Regions from separate parts of the Homo sapiens genome. Here region 1 is linked to region 2. Evidence: chromatin contacts called from ENCODE Hi-C or POLR2A ChIA-PET data. All regions are on one chromosome and are shown on one strand. The core of a region is the stretch at or near the end of the contact, and the rest is flanking DNA. Distances in the headings are between cores, read along the strand shown. Region 1 overlaps CREB5 (cAMP responsive element binding protein 5). Region 2 overlaps CREB5 (cAMP responsive element binding protein 5).

Region 1 (6,058 bases), core at 2,576-5,075, 55 kb before region 2:
CAGGGTGGTGAGTCAATGCAGCCTTCAACCTCTGAAACAGAACAAAAGGGAGGAGAGAGAACAACTGAAGTCAGTCATGTACATGATAGAGATTTAAAAGCAAAATGACTCACATTTTCAATTCTATATTTTACGATGCTATTGTTAATGTTTCCTACCAGTAGCTATCTTGCTACCAGTACAAGATAGCTTTTATATTAATTTCATATTTTCTTATATATCGTGGTCAGTAGGAGGGTCAATGTCAGCCAAATAGGTTAATTCAACTGTCAAAGCCAATGGGCAGGATATCCTATCAAGAATCATACATTCTACTAAAAGGTATTTCCTATTATCCAATCATGCATTATATCGTATCTACAACTGAATGCAAGCATACACCAAAGAGCACCATTCAATATGGTGATAGCACTGAACAAAGAGACTCCATCTGGTGTGCTACTGTATTTAATTTTTTTTTTTTTTTTTTTTTTTGAGATGGAGTCTTGCTCTGTCACTCAGGCTGGAGTGCAGTGGTGCGATCTCGGCTCACTGCAACCTCCGCCTCCCAGCTTCAAGCAATTCTCTGCCTCAGCCTTCTGAGTAGCTGGGATTACAGGCATCTGCCACCATGCCCAGCTAATTTTTGTATTTTTAGTAGAGATGGGGTTTCATCATCTTGGCCAGGCTGGTCTTGAACTCCTGACCTCGTGATCCATCTGCCTCGGCCTCCTAAAGTGCTGGGATTACAGGCGTGAGCCACCGTGCCCGGCCAGCCACTGTATCTTGTAAGAGTCACAAGAACAAATGCTCTTGCCTCTCAAAATATTTCTCAGACACAGAGAATAAATAATTTCAAATTTTAAAAAGTAGAGAGCTAATCTGATTTTAGGGCTTAAAATTAGAGTTAGTAATTTACAAGCTTCGGAGGTAATGTGTAGGTCTTTTCTGTTACCATGATTTTTCTTATGGTCCCTTCCAATACTCTTAATTTTTCTCACTCAATAGCTTTCTTTTGACTTTGAGAAGGGAGTGAGGAAAATAGAAGAATATGAAGTATTGCACCTCCTTTGATGGCCACATCAACTGGCCAGATGTATTTCTAACACAAAAGCATTATCCATTCATAAGCAGACATGCACACAAATAACTTGTACCTGAGTCTAAAGGAGGGGTCAGCAAACTTTTTCTATAAAGAGTCAGATAGTCAGTATTTTCTTCTCTTATCTTCTGTGTCACAACTACTCAACTCTGATACTGTGGTGCAAAAGCAGCTGCAGACAATGTATAAATGAATGAATCTGCTATGTTCTGATACAACTTCAGGGACAGGAAATCTGAATTTCATATAATTTTTACATGTCAGAAATGTTATTCTACTTTTGATTTTTTTCCCCAGTCACTTAAAACTTGAAAACCATTCTTAGCTCATACACTGGACAAAATTAGGCAGCGGGCCAGATTTGGCCCTTGGGCCATCATTTGCTAACCCCGTTCTAAAGATTCAGTTGATAATCAGCTTAGTCCCAGTTTCTTCAAAATTGTTTCTTCTGTGACACAGTCAATTATCATCATATCCCGAGGGGCATAATGTGCTAAGGACTGTATAATGCAGTTACTCGTTGGAAATATATCTTATGCAGAGATGATTGTCTAATTGGCAAGCTCCCATTGCCTTCATGAAGTATTTACCAGGGGACTGCAAGTTCTTTCCAGATTTGTGTTCTTATCTGATTCATGATAGTGGTGTATAATTGCTGGGCAAGGAAACAGTTGTATTTAAATGACGATCAAAGCTACTATGCTCTAACACTGTACAATATTAATGATTCTCAACCAGTTACATACACTATTGAAAAATACCAATTCAATTAATCAAAATCCTTAATTAAACATAAAGAGCCTCTACCTGCTAAGAAAAAAAATAAATAAAAAACAAGAGGAAAGGATGGTAGACTGTATGTTAATATGCGGTCATCATTTAAAATATTTTTGTCATCCCGATTCGGTAGCCACATAGTCTACTTCTCACCTCTTTCATGAGCAACAGATACTGCACAACAGCTACTGACCTTCATAATCCTGAAGAAGTTCAGCATCCTAAATGTCTGGGAAAGATTAGATGCTGGGTACTGTGTTTCCTCCTTTTTTTTTTTTTTTTTTTTTTTTTTTCAGATGGAGTCTCGCTGTGTCGCCAGGCTGGAGTGCAGTGGCAAGATCTCACTGCAACCTCTGCCTCCCGGGTTCAAGCGATTCTCCTGCCTCAGCCTCCTGAGTAGCTGGGACTACAGGCGTGTGCCACCATGCCCAGCTAATTTTTGTATTTTTAGTAGAGACAGGGTTTCACCATGTTGGCTGTGATGGTCTCCATCTTTTGACCTCGTGATCCACCTGCCTCGGCCTCCCAAAGAGCTGGGATTACAGGCGTGAGCCACCACACCCGGCCATGTTTACTTCTAAACAGAAAAGTGAACTAACACTTCTCATCTCCAATTTTAAGCAATGATTTCATTGTTTTTATAAAAATGCTTATTATAAAAATTTAAGCAATGCTTTGCAATGAAGTCAGCAACAATGAAGCCAAATGCGTTGTTTATATCTGGTGGGTGAACAGCATTCCAGACAACTCTATATATGTATATGGAGAGATGAAAGAATAACTAGAATAATTTTGTAACTGTGGAATTAAAATAGCATGTAATTTTAAAAACTTTTATTTGACTATGGCACAGCAAAGAAATGAAAATCTGGGGAATTGCTGGGTTTTAGATACATGTTTCTTTACCCCCAGGAGAAGTTTTTGGATGATACTTCCGAATTTAAGGATGAAAAAATATGAAAAGAGGTTATGTTGAAATCATCATGCCTTTTTAAAAAAATGACATGATGGAAAGTATGGACTTTCTAAACTATTCCTTGTAATTTCATTACTATAAAAGTATACTTTTTATAATAAAAAATCAATTACTACAAAAATATTAGATAATAAAGTAAAAGCCACTTGCCTAGCCTTCTCCCCTAAACCCCAGTCCTGTTCCTCAGATGTAACCACCACATATCCTCAGACATTTGCTTTGCACAAAATCAAGCTGTTTTAATACATAGTTTTGTATCTTGCTTTTTGTCCCTTTAGCAATATATCTTTGACAGCCTTCTATATCTGCAAAAATAGGTAATAATAATGGCTAACATTAACTAAGTACATGCTATGTGCCAGTCCTTGTTCTATATGTTTTACAAGTATCAAGCTACCTAATCCTCAGAACAACCGTGTAAGGCTAAAGGAGAGGCAAAGCCACTCTAACTCCAAAGCCTGTTCTCTAAACCAAGAGAGAAGGTGCCACAAGCCATGCCATTCACACTTTGCCAAAGAGAGAAATGAACTGTGTTTTGCCACCTCCCCATCATCAAAAGGAAAAGCAGAAAGCGCGAGAAGGGGCTAGAAGAGCTGACAAGAGGAGACGTTATTGCCGAATGGTCCAGCAATGGCCACGTGCAAGTGTTACTCAGCACACAGCTAGGGACCTGGATGCACTCTTTCTGAAATTTAGTGGAAGGGAGAGTGGATGGTAAAGAATTTCCAGGAACCTCATCTGCAGCAAAGAAAGGATTGTCCAGGGCTCAGCATCTTCATCTCCCTTGTTGTATTTGTGAAGAACTGACACTTACATTTCCCCTACTCCAAAACACAGACATGATAAGGGCCATGTATCCCTTCTCCCTGCCTCTACTTCCTCACCCTTGGCTTTAACCCTTGTAAGTCTGTCTAATGCTCAGGGGATGAAGGTCCAAGCCCTTAATATGGCCTAGCTGTGGTCCCTGCAGGGCGTAGGCCTGCCTTCCCGTCAGCCCTTTCTCTTCCCACCCAGCCACACTGGCCAACTTTCAGTTTCTGGAGGGCGCGTCATGCACCCTCCAGACATGGGGCCTTCGCGTTTCACAATCTTCTTGCCTAGGACGCTCTTTCCCTTTCTTCAGATGTACTTCAGACATCCCCTTTCTTCAGTCCAGCCTTCTCCTTAGTAAACTTCTCCCTGGTCTCCTAGTGTAAATCAGTTCCTGTTGTTATATGGTCCTAGTAGAACCATATTTCTTTTAAAAAATAGTTTAGTTTGTAGCGATATAATTTGAGTATGATTATTTAATTAATATTCATCAACCATCTCAGATTGTAAGCTTAGAGCAGAAACCATGTTAGAGTTTGCTCAGTGTTAAATACACAGCTTTAGCACAGAGCCTGATACATATGATACACTGAATTCATATTTGTGGAATGAATGAAGGAATGAATGAATTAAACTTTCTGAGGCTTATGATAAATGCAGCATTTTAATCTTGGATCACTGTAGCTGGTATTTATGTGGGAGGATGATTTTATTAGTCAACCAAGGTTAGCAGAATCAACTACAGAAGTCATGTAGGCAGATGGGCTGTAAAAGTACAGTCAAAACAGTTTACTGCTCCACACCCTGCCTGCCCTCTAGAAAACAGTAACAGAGAAAAGAAAACAGAAGTAAGTAAGAGGAATGCCTGTTAATTTTATCTTGATGTATTTTCCTTGAAAACGTGGCAAGGAAAATAAAAAAATCTATGTAGGAGTGGGTCATTGTGCCATCCCTTCAAAGCTACAAACAACTTTTCCACCTTTAATTAGGAGCAAATGGAACCTGACAAATAAATACGATGCACCAGATCTTCATCTCTCAAATAATTAGCTTATACTGTTAAGGGAAATTACTTGATTGCCTCAAGTCTATTCTTGCACTGTTAAGGCCAAGACAATAATGCTAGCAATGCTTTTAACATTCTACTTAACTATTTATTTACTCAACAAATGTTTATTGGGCTTCAACTATGTGCCAGGTACCATAATAGGCACATTGTTATTTGCCCACTATTTGAAGGAAGTGGAAGATGCATAAAACCAAGCTTTTTAAAACACCAGAGAGAAGAAATACACACTTAGATGTGGAGATGAAGACTTTTGATCACCCCTCAGAAAATGATAGGCCTCTGGGTTGAGTCTACCCTCTGAGCAGCAGCCTGTGTCATATTTGAAGGAATGCAGTGAAGATAAGTGATTATCAAGCTGCTCTGCATGTGCCACAGTGAATATTCTCCATGTCATTTCGAAACAGTGTGGGACACTCTTCGAAGTCCTAAGGAACCTACTGCGTCCCTGGATCCTGGTGCCAACAAGAGTCACAGTTGCACTGTAAATCATTCAAATCTCCCAAATATAGAAATTTCTACTCCACTCTCTTAGGGATGATAAATGACCAGTAAATGGGTCTAAGCTGTATTTTGCAGAATGATTTTTCTTTTTGAAGCTGGACTGTGTCTTGTTTTAAATAACATTCCACCTAATGCCAAGAAAAGGCAAGGGAGAGAGAGGAAAATTAATGAGCAAATAAACATATATTTTTCAGCTATAAAACCCAGGGCTATTACTGACATGACTGCAAGAAAGAAAGAAAAATGATTCTTGTCGACTTTCTGTCATCTTCTACCATGTTCATTTATATCAGAGAAAATTAGGGGAGGCGGCGAGAAGCCTGACGCACAGGTAGTTTCAGTCAAAAGGAGTCATTTTCATTTGGTCCATGTATTTTCTCAGCTCCTGTCCACTATCCGCGACGGGAGGGTGGGCCTGCTGCCGGGTTCTTGGTAAGGAACCAACTATTCGCCTCCTCCCATCCGAGTGTGGCCGCTGCTGTCATGGCCCAGCCCTGGTCCCTCTTTAATTTCCCGTTTAGCTCAAGTTTGCATCATTGGCATGTCGAGTGAAGCCTGGGTACACCCACACGTCATTACTGCCACGAGCGTGCATGCTTGTGTGCCTGCGTGAGTGTGCACACACGCAGCACACCCACCCACACCCACCCTGGGCAATTTATCTCCCATTAGCAAGTGGTTCATGCCAATTAGAAACATTTGTGGAACTGTGAAAACATCGCTTCTCCATCTTCAACAAGGCTGACTGCTTATGCTTTATAGACTCTGAAAGCCGAGCCGAATTATTAAATGTTAATTGAAATTCAATTGAGTGAGAGTGAGGAAGGTTGGAGTATTCTTTCCA
Region 2 (6,487 bases), core at 32-2,531:
AACGTCTGGGAACCAATAACGTTTTCTCAGGGGATTTCATTACTGAAAGGGCTCATTAGGAAAGACATTAAAATACGAATTACCTCATAAACTATTTAGTTGTGTACCCAGTGGGAGTGTGCTTATTAGGGCCTGAGCTTTTCACAAATAGAGCTAATCAATTAAGCTTCATTACAAACTGAAGGGGTCTCAAACAGAATGGATAAGAGAGGGACCATCTGCAAAAGGACTTGATAGGAAGAAACCATCGCCTCTAACAACTGCTAAAGTTAATTATCAGCTTCTGGGTAGAGAAGATAATTCAAATCTTCCTGTCTTTGGACAGAATCTCTTAAGGTTCATTAGTTCCTAAAACAGTGCTTCTCACAGCTTAATGTGCTTGCGAGCTACCTGAGAATCTTATTAAAAAGCAGGTCTGAGGTGGGGCCAGGGATTCTGCATTCCTAAAGGGCTCCCCGGTGGTGCTGTGGGTCAAGGGACCCCACTTTGAGCAGCAAGGCCTTAGATTATTAAAATTTAGCTGGAAGTAGCCTTTGTGGTATTGAAACGAGCCTCTACAGACTAATGCCATGTTGAACTTACAACTTTTCTTGTTGCTTTACATAGAGTGAGAGAATGAGAAAGTTACAGGCAGACTGACCTTATAACCAAAATTTCTTTCTCTCCATGTCCCTAGAGAATTCATTTTTGCTAATATTAATGGTGGAACTTTCACGTAATACTAAAAAGGGGGCTCATTGCAAAAGTAGCTTTGTACCTCCTTAGAGATCAACTTCTAAAGGAAATTCTGGTACATTTTGAATAGTCAGATGGAAGGGGAGAGGTGGCTTTGATTTTCCCCTCAGAATGAGAAAATATTTCATCAGGCTCTGCAAATTCATGTCAAGGCACTGAGCTGAGGACAGTGAGTAGAAGCATTGATCTGGACTTCCTCCAGGAGGGCTTGAGCAGGTTCTTGGAGGAAGTGCGTGTTCTTAGGCAAAAGCAGGGAGCCAGAGCACTAAAATGTTCATCCTGAAAGCCTGGGACTTAGGTGTCCTAGCTGGTCTCTTAAAAGACAGCAACATTCACTGCCTCACTAACCACGCCACTTCTGGAAAGAAAACAGCATTGCCTCCATGGTCAGATCAAGGACTGCCAGGGGTAAGAAGGAAAGCTCTCTCCTGTCTAGACAGCTCCGGCCTGTTGCTAGAACAGCAGCATGCTCCAGAGGTGTGGATCATCTGCTCTAGCTCTTGGGGTTCTGCTCTGTAATAGCAGAATGGGTTTCTAAAGTTCACAGCCACAGCCACTGGCAGAGATGAGGTGCATCTGCGCCTGCTCCGTTCTCAGAATAGAGCTGGACACTTCTGAGAGGATCATATCACTGACACAGTGCCAAAGACCTCAGCATATTCTGAGCCTGGCTATGGATTCACAAATCAAGGCATGGAATCCCTTCCCAAATCCTGGGCTGTCCTCTAGGTCATCATCTAGCATCAAGGCTAAGAATGCAGCCAAATAAAAGCAAGCATGACATTGGGTTACAAATGTAGAGATACAGCACAAGGACCTCAAAATCTATTCCTGGTTCAGTGGCTGTCACTATTAACAAGGAAATGACTTAGGACACCTTCGTATTCCTTCCCCCAGCCTGTGTTAACAATCACACTTTCAATCAACTTCTGAGAACACTTGAATACTAGATGTTTGCCAAAACATCATTGAAAGAGCGACTACAACTTATGAATACTGTTTGCCTTCCTCTACAGAAGTGCAAGGACCAGCGTGGAGCAAGAGAGATGTTCAGGGCACAAGATTTAAAGAGATATTCACTCTCAGAATTGTGCAAATGCACAGTACACGGTCAGCATGCAGACAGCCAAGAGCAAGCTCTTTCCTATATTTGTACCCTGGGCACCTCTCTTGCCTGCTTTCAGCTTCATAAATGAACCAGTCTGCAAGCTACAATATTCTCAAGGGAGGTCTCTTCCTGAGAAAGACCAGCCCAACACAGTTAGGCTTTACAGATCCTTAGAGAACTCCCACTGGAATTCGAGATTTGATTTTGCAAAGGCAAATCATTGCATCCTGGTTAGGATTTTGTTTAAGATTTTAATATTTAAGCAATCTTCAGTTTAGGAAACTGCTATGGGCTGAATTTTGTTCCTCCCATGTCCCACCTCAAATTCATATGTTGAAATCCTAACTCCGGGACCTCAGTATGTGACTGTATTTGGAGACAGGACATTTAAAGAGGTAATAAAGGGGGCCGGGCATGGTGGCTCATGCCTGTAATCCCAGCTCTTTGGGAGGCCGAGGCGGGTGGATCACCTGAGGTCAAGAGATCGAGACCACCCTGGCCAACATGGTGAAACCCCGTCTCTACTAAAAATACAAAAATTAGCAGGGCGTGGTGGTGTGTACCTGTAATCCCAGCTACTCGGGAGGCTGAGGCACGAGAATCGCTTGAACGTGGGAGGCGGAAGCTGCAGTGAGCTGAGGTCGCATCACTGCATTCCAGCCTGGTAACAAAGCAAGACTCCATCTCAAAAAAAAAAAAAAAAAAAAAAAAAAGAGGTACTAAAGGTAAAATGAGAGGTCATATGGATGGGCCCTAATCTAATATGACTGGTGTCCTCATAAGAAAAGGAGATTAGGAATCAAATGATAGACTGGATTAAGAAAATGTGGCACATATACACCATGGAATACTATGCAGCCATAAAAAATGATGAGTTCATATCCTTTGTAGGGACATGGATGAAATTGGAAACCATCATTCTCAGTAAACTATCGCAAGAACAAAAAACCAAACACCGCATATTCTCACTCATAGGTGGGAATTGAACAATGAGATCACATGGACACAGGAAGGGGAATATCACACTCTGGGGACTGTGGTGGGGTCGGGGGAGGGGGGAGGGATAGCATTGGGAGATATACCTAATGCTAGATGACACATTAGTGGGTGCAGCGCACCAGCATGGCACATGTATACATATGTAACTAACCTGCACAATGTGCACATGTACCCTAAAACTTAGAGTATAATAAAAAAAAAAAAAAAAAAAAAAAAGAAAAGGAGATTAGGACACAGACACAGCAGAGAAGAAAGACCGGGGAAGGACACAGGGGGAAGTTGGCCATCTACAAGCCAAGGAGAGAGGCCTGAAACAGATTCTTCCCCGCACAGCCCTCTGGAGGAATCACCCCACTGACACCTTGATCTTGGACTTCCACCCTCCAGAATTTTGAGACTGGAGAAATGAATTTCTGTGGTTTAAGCTACTCAGTCTGCGGTATGTTGTTGGGATATCGCTAACAAACCAATACAGAAACAAACAGTTTCCTAAGCTTTTCGTTTTCTTTCTTTTTTATTTTTTGAAACAGGGTCTCACTCTGATGCCAAGCTAGAGTGTAGTGGTGCAATCACAGCTCACTGCAGCCTTGACTTCCTGGGCTCAGGTGATCCTCCCATTTCAGCCTCCCAAGTAGCTGGGACTACAGGTGCACACCACTATACCCAGCTAATTTTTGTATTTTTTGTAGAGATGAGGTTTCACCAGGTTGCCCAGGCTGGTCTCAAACTCCTGGCCTCAAACAATCCTTCTATCTTAGCCTCCCAAAGTGCAGGGATTACAGGCGTGAGCCACTGCAGTCGGATAGAGACAAATCTTTTTCTAAGTTTTCTAATGTCCACTTCCCTGGGTTTCCTCCCTGCCATGTTTTGGCAAAAAATAGCCTTGAATCACCAGGGACAATGAGCTATATAGCACCTTAGGGCCTACACTGTCATCCAAGTCTCAACACTCGATTAGTAAAAGCAAAATAAGCTGGGCACGGTGGCTCATGCCTGTAATTCCAGCACTTTGGAAGGCCGACGCCGGCAGATCACTTGAGGTCAGGAGTTCAAGACCAGCCTGACTAACATGGTGAAACCCTATTTCTACTAAAAATACAAAAAATTAGCTGGACATGGTGGTGCACACCTGTAATCCCAGCTACTCAGGAGTCTGAAGCAGGAGAATCGCTTGAATCTGGAAGGTAGAGGTTGCAATGAGCCAAGATCGCACCATTGCACTCCACCTTGGGCAACGAGAGTGAAACTCCATCTCAAAAGAAAAAAAAAGCAAAATAAGAAAAAGCAACAGTGTGTGATACTACTTGAAAATTTCCCAAGTATATCCTGAGAGGTGAATGAGGATTAGTGAGTAACTTATGTTTTAAGAAATCATGAATACAATTTCTAGGTGGACAAAAATGTCAGACAATGTTGGTGTTAGTAATGATGAGGAGGAGATGAAGGGTTTGCTCATTTTCTTTTCTTTCCTTTTCTTTTCTTTTTTTTTGAGACGGAGTCTTGCTCTGTGGCCCAGGCTGGAGTGCAGTGGCGCCATCTCGGCTCACTGCAAGCTCCGCCTCCCAGGTTCACGCCATTCTCCTGCCTCAGCCTCCCGAGTAGCTGGGACTACAGGCACCTGCCACCATGCCTGGCTAATTTTTTGTATTTTTAGTAGAGATGGGGTTTCACCATGTTAGCCAGGATGGTCTCGATCTCCTGACCTCATGATCTGCCCGCCTCGGCCTCCCAAAGTGCTGGGATTACAGGCGTGAGCCACCGCGCCCGGCCGGGTTTGCTCATTTTCTAATATGAAGTAAGCACATAGAATTGCTTCAATTAGTTCAGCCCTTGCAGTGGGTAGATTTAATCCTTCTGTAGGTCATTTCCATCACTCCCATCTCTGGTTTCAATGGTAATAAGAATCAATTACTCAGACATCAAAAAGTCATAATATGTTAATCAAATGTGAGAACACCACACTATGGATTTTTTTTTTTTTTTTTTTTTTAGAGGGAATCTCACTCTGTTGCTCAGGCTGGAGTGCAGTGGTGTGATCTCTGCTCACTGCAACCTCCGCCTCCCGGGTTCAAGCAATTCTTCTGCCTCCGCCTCCCAAGTAGCTGGGACTACAGGCGCACACCACCACGCCTGGCTAATTTTTGTATTTTTAGTAGAGACAGGGTTTCACCATGTTGGCCAGGCTGGTCTCGAACTCCTGACCTCATGATCCACCTGCATTGGCCTCCCAAAGTGCTGGGATTACAGGTGTAAGCCACCATGCCTGGCTTACATTATGGCTATGTTTAAGGGCTATGAAATGGATATATCTTGGCTGGTGGGAGATCCGTGCCCTTGCTAAACAATGAATCCAAGGGATATTAATTTTGATTGTCATACGATCATCATTCCTCTGGTTTCGAAATCCAGTAATGGTGCAGAACAGTCATGACGAAGATCATGGTAATAAAAGAAGAGAAAGTTCAAAACGTACTTAATTGTTGGTATGGAGCTATCTCAAAGGAAAGAAACACATCTCGGCTGATAAACATTCACTCTACAAAGGACTCTTCCAGGGATGGCTTCAGAGATAGAATCCACTCAGAGAGAGATGTGTTTCCTTTCTTTCTCCCTGAAGTCCAGGTGGCTGCCTCAGCAAATAAAAAGTGTTGTCCTCAGGGATGGCAGGGTGGGGGTGGCTGGGGTGGATTTCTGTCCAGTACTATTTCATTCTTCCCTCAACAGATGGAGGGAGGCTCTTTCAGATACGTTATGGAATAAAAGGCTTTTGTGGGCAGCCCTGGGAAAGTAACCATCTCTGACATTTCTTGTGAGGAAAACTGTGTTTTGAGTTCTGAATGACTGACTTTTAAACACACTTTGGGAACACCACCCATGAGTGCGCACGGAGGCCTGTTTTTAATGGAAGTGTTTGTGGAAGATCTACCTTGGAATTCCAGGGGAAGCATTGTAAAACCTCCTGAACTGTGCTCAATTCCACAACATTTTTGGTAACTCAACAACCTTTAGTCAAGTAGAAATCAGTTAATTTAACAAGGTTGAAAAAAAAAAAAAAATCCCTGCATGGCCAGGTAATACGTTCATAATGTATTATTGGTCCTGAGAAACTAAAAACATATTATCCAGGTAGAATATGTCCTTTTGATATTTTTTTGCCTGAGTAAATATCCAACTACATTTAATTAAAATTTTAAAGTCACATATCAAGTAACAATGAAAAAAATAAAATTTCCTTTTTCTTTCAAATAATTCATACCATCTTTCTAATCACCTTTTTATTTTTCAAAGGGTTACATGAGTTTAACAGAAGGATTTTTCTACCGGAAAAGAACGAAGACGCAAGCCTTGGTTACCCCATTTCAGAGGAGATTTTAAAGAGGGATCTGGAAAACTGTTTTTTCCTTTTTTTCACTCATCATCATGTTACACAGTTTCTAAAGACCTGATCTCAACTTTCCTCTCAGCACAGGCTATAATTTTTTTTGCTAAGACGATCCTTTTCTGTCATTCTCTTGAATGTTTCTCTTCCTGGGTGACTGGGAGAATTCCTTCAAAAGGATTTCTGAGACTGGTGTTTCCCAAACAACAGAGAACATCGTACCCCTAGAAATGGAGGACCAAGTGGCTTTTGTGATAAGCAAGACC

What was found. A loop is a pair of places that touch in the nucleus more often than their neighbours do. ChIA-PET counts read pairs that join two places held with the same protein, here RNA polymerase II (POLR2A). Pooled maps may share reads with other maps.
Region 1: a map of DLD1 shows a loop between it and region 2 (5-fold over the local background). The contact joins two enhancer-like sites. A Hi-C loop is called at or near these places in 2 of 168 maps with a recorded cell type or tissue (DLD1 and astrocyte of the cerebellum) and 1 of 50 pooled maps. POLR2A ChIA-PET finds 5 or more read pairs at or near these places in 3 of 52 experiments (AG04450, HEK293T and MCF 10A).

The regions. Positions count from the first base shown.
Region 1 is chr7:28,798,172-28,804,229 of GRCh38, reverse strand. CREB5 (cAMP responsive element binding protein 5) reads right to left here. Exons shown (of 11, transcript NM_182898.4): 8 at 1-31. Among named protein-coding and RNA genes, the nearest start is that of TRIL, 160 kb to the left of the region's middle. Within about 2 kb of position 3,825, at least 3 of the 41 ENCODE cell types and tissues checked have a DNase peak (open chromatin) inside an H3K27ac peak, as active enhancers do.
Region 2 is chr7:28,740,410-28,746,896 of GRCh38, reverse strand. All of the region lies in intron 7 of CREB5 (cAMP responsive element binding protein 5), which reads right to left. Among named protein-coding and RNA genes, the nearest start is that of TRIL, 210 kb to the left of the region's middle. Within about 2 kb of position 1,281, at least 5 of the 41 ENCODE cell types and tissues checked have a DNase peak (open chromatin) inside an H3K27ac peak, as active enhancers do.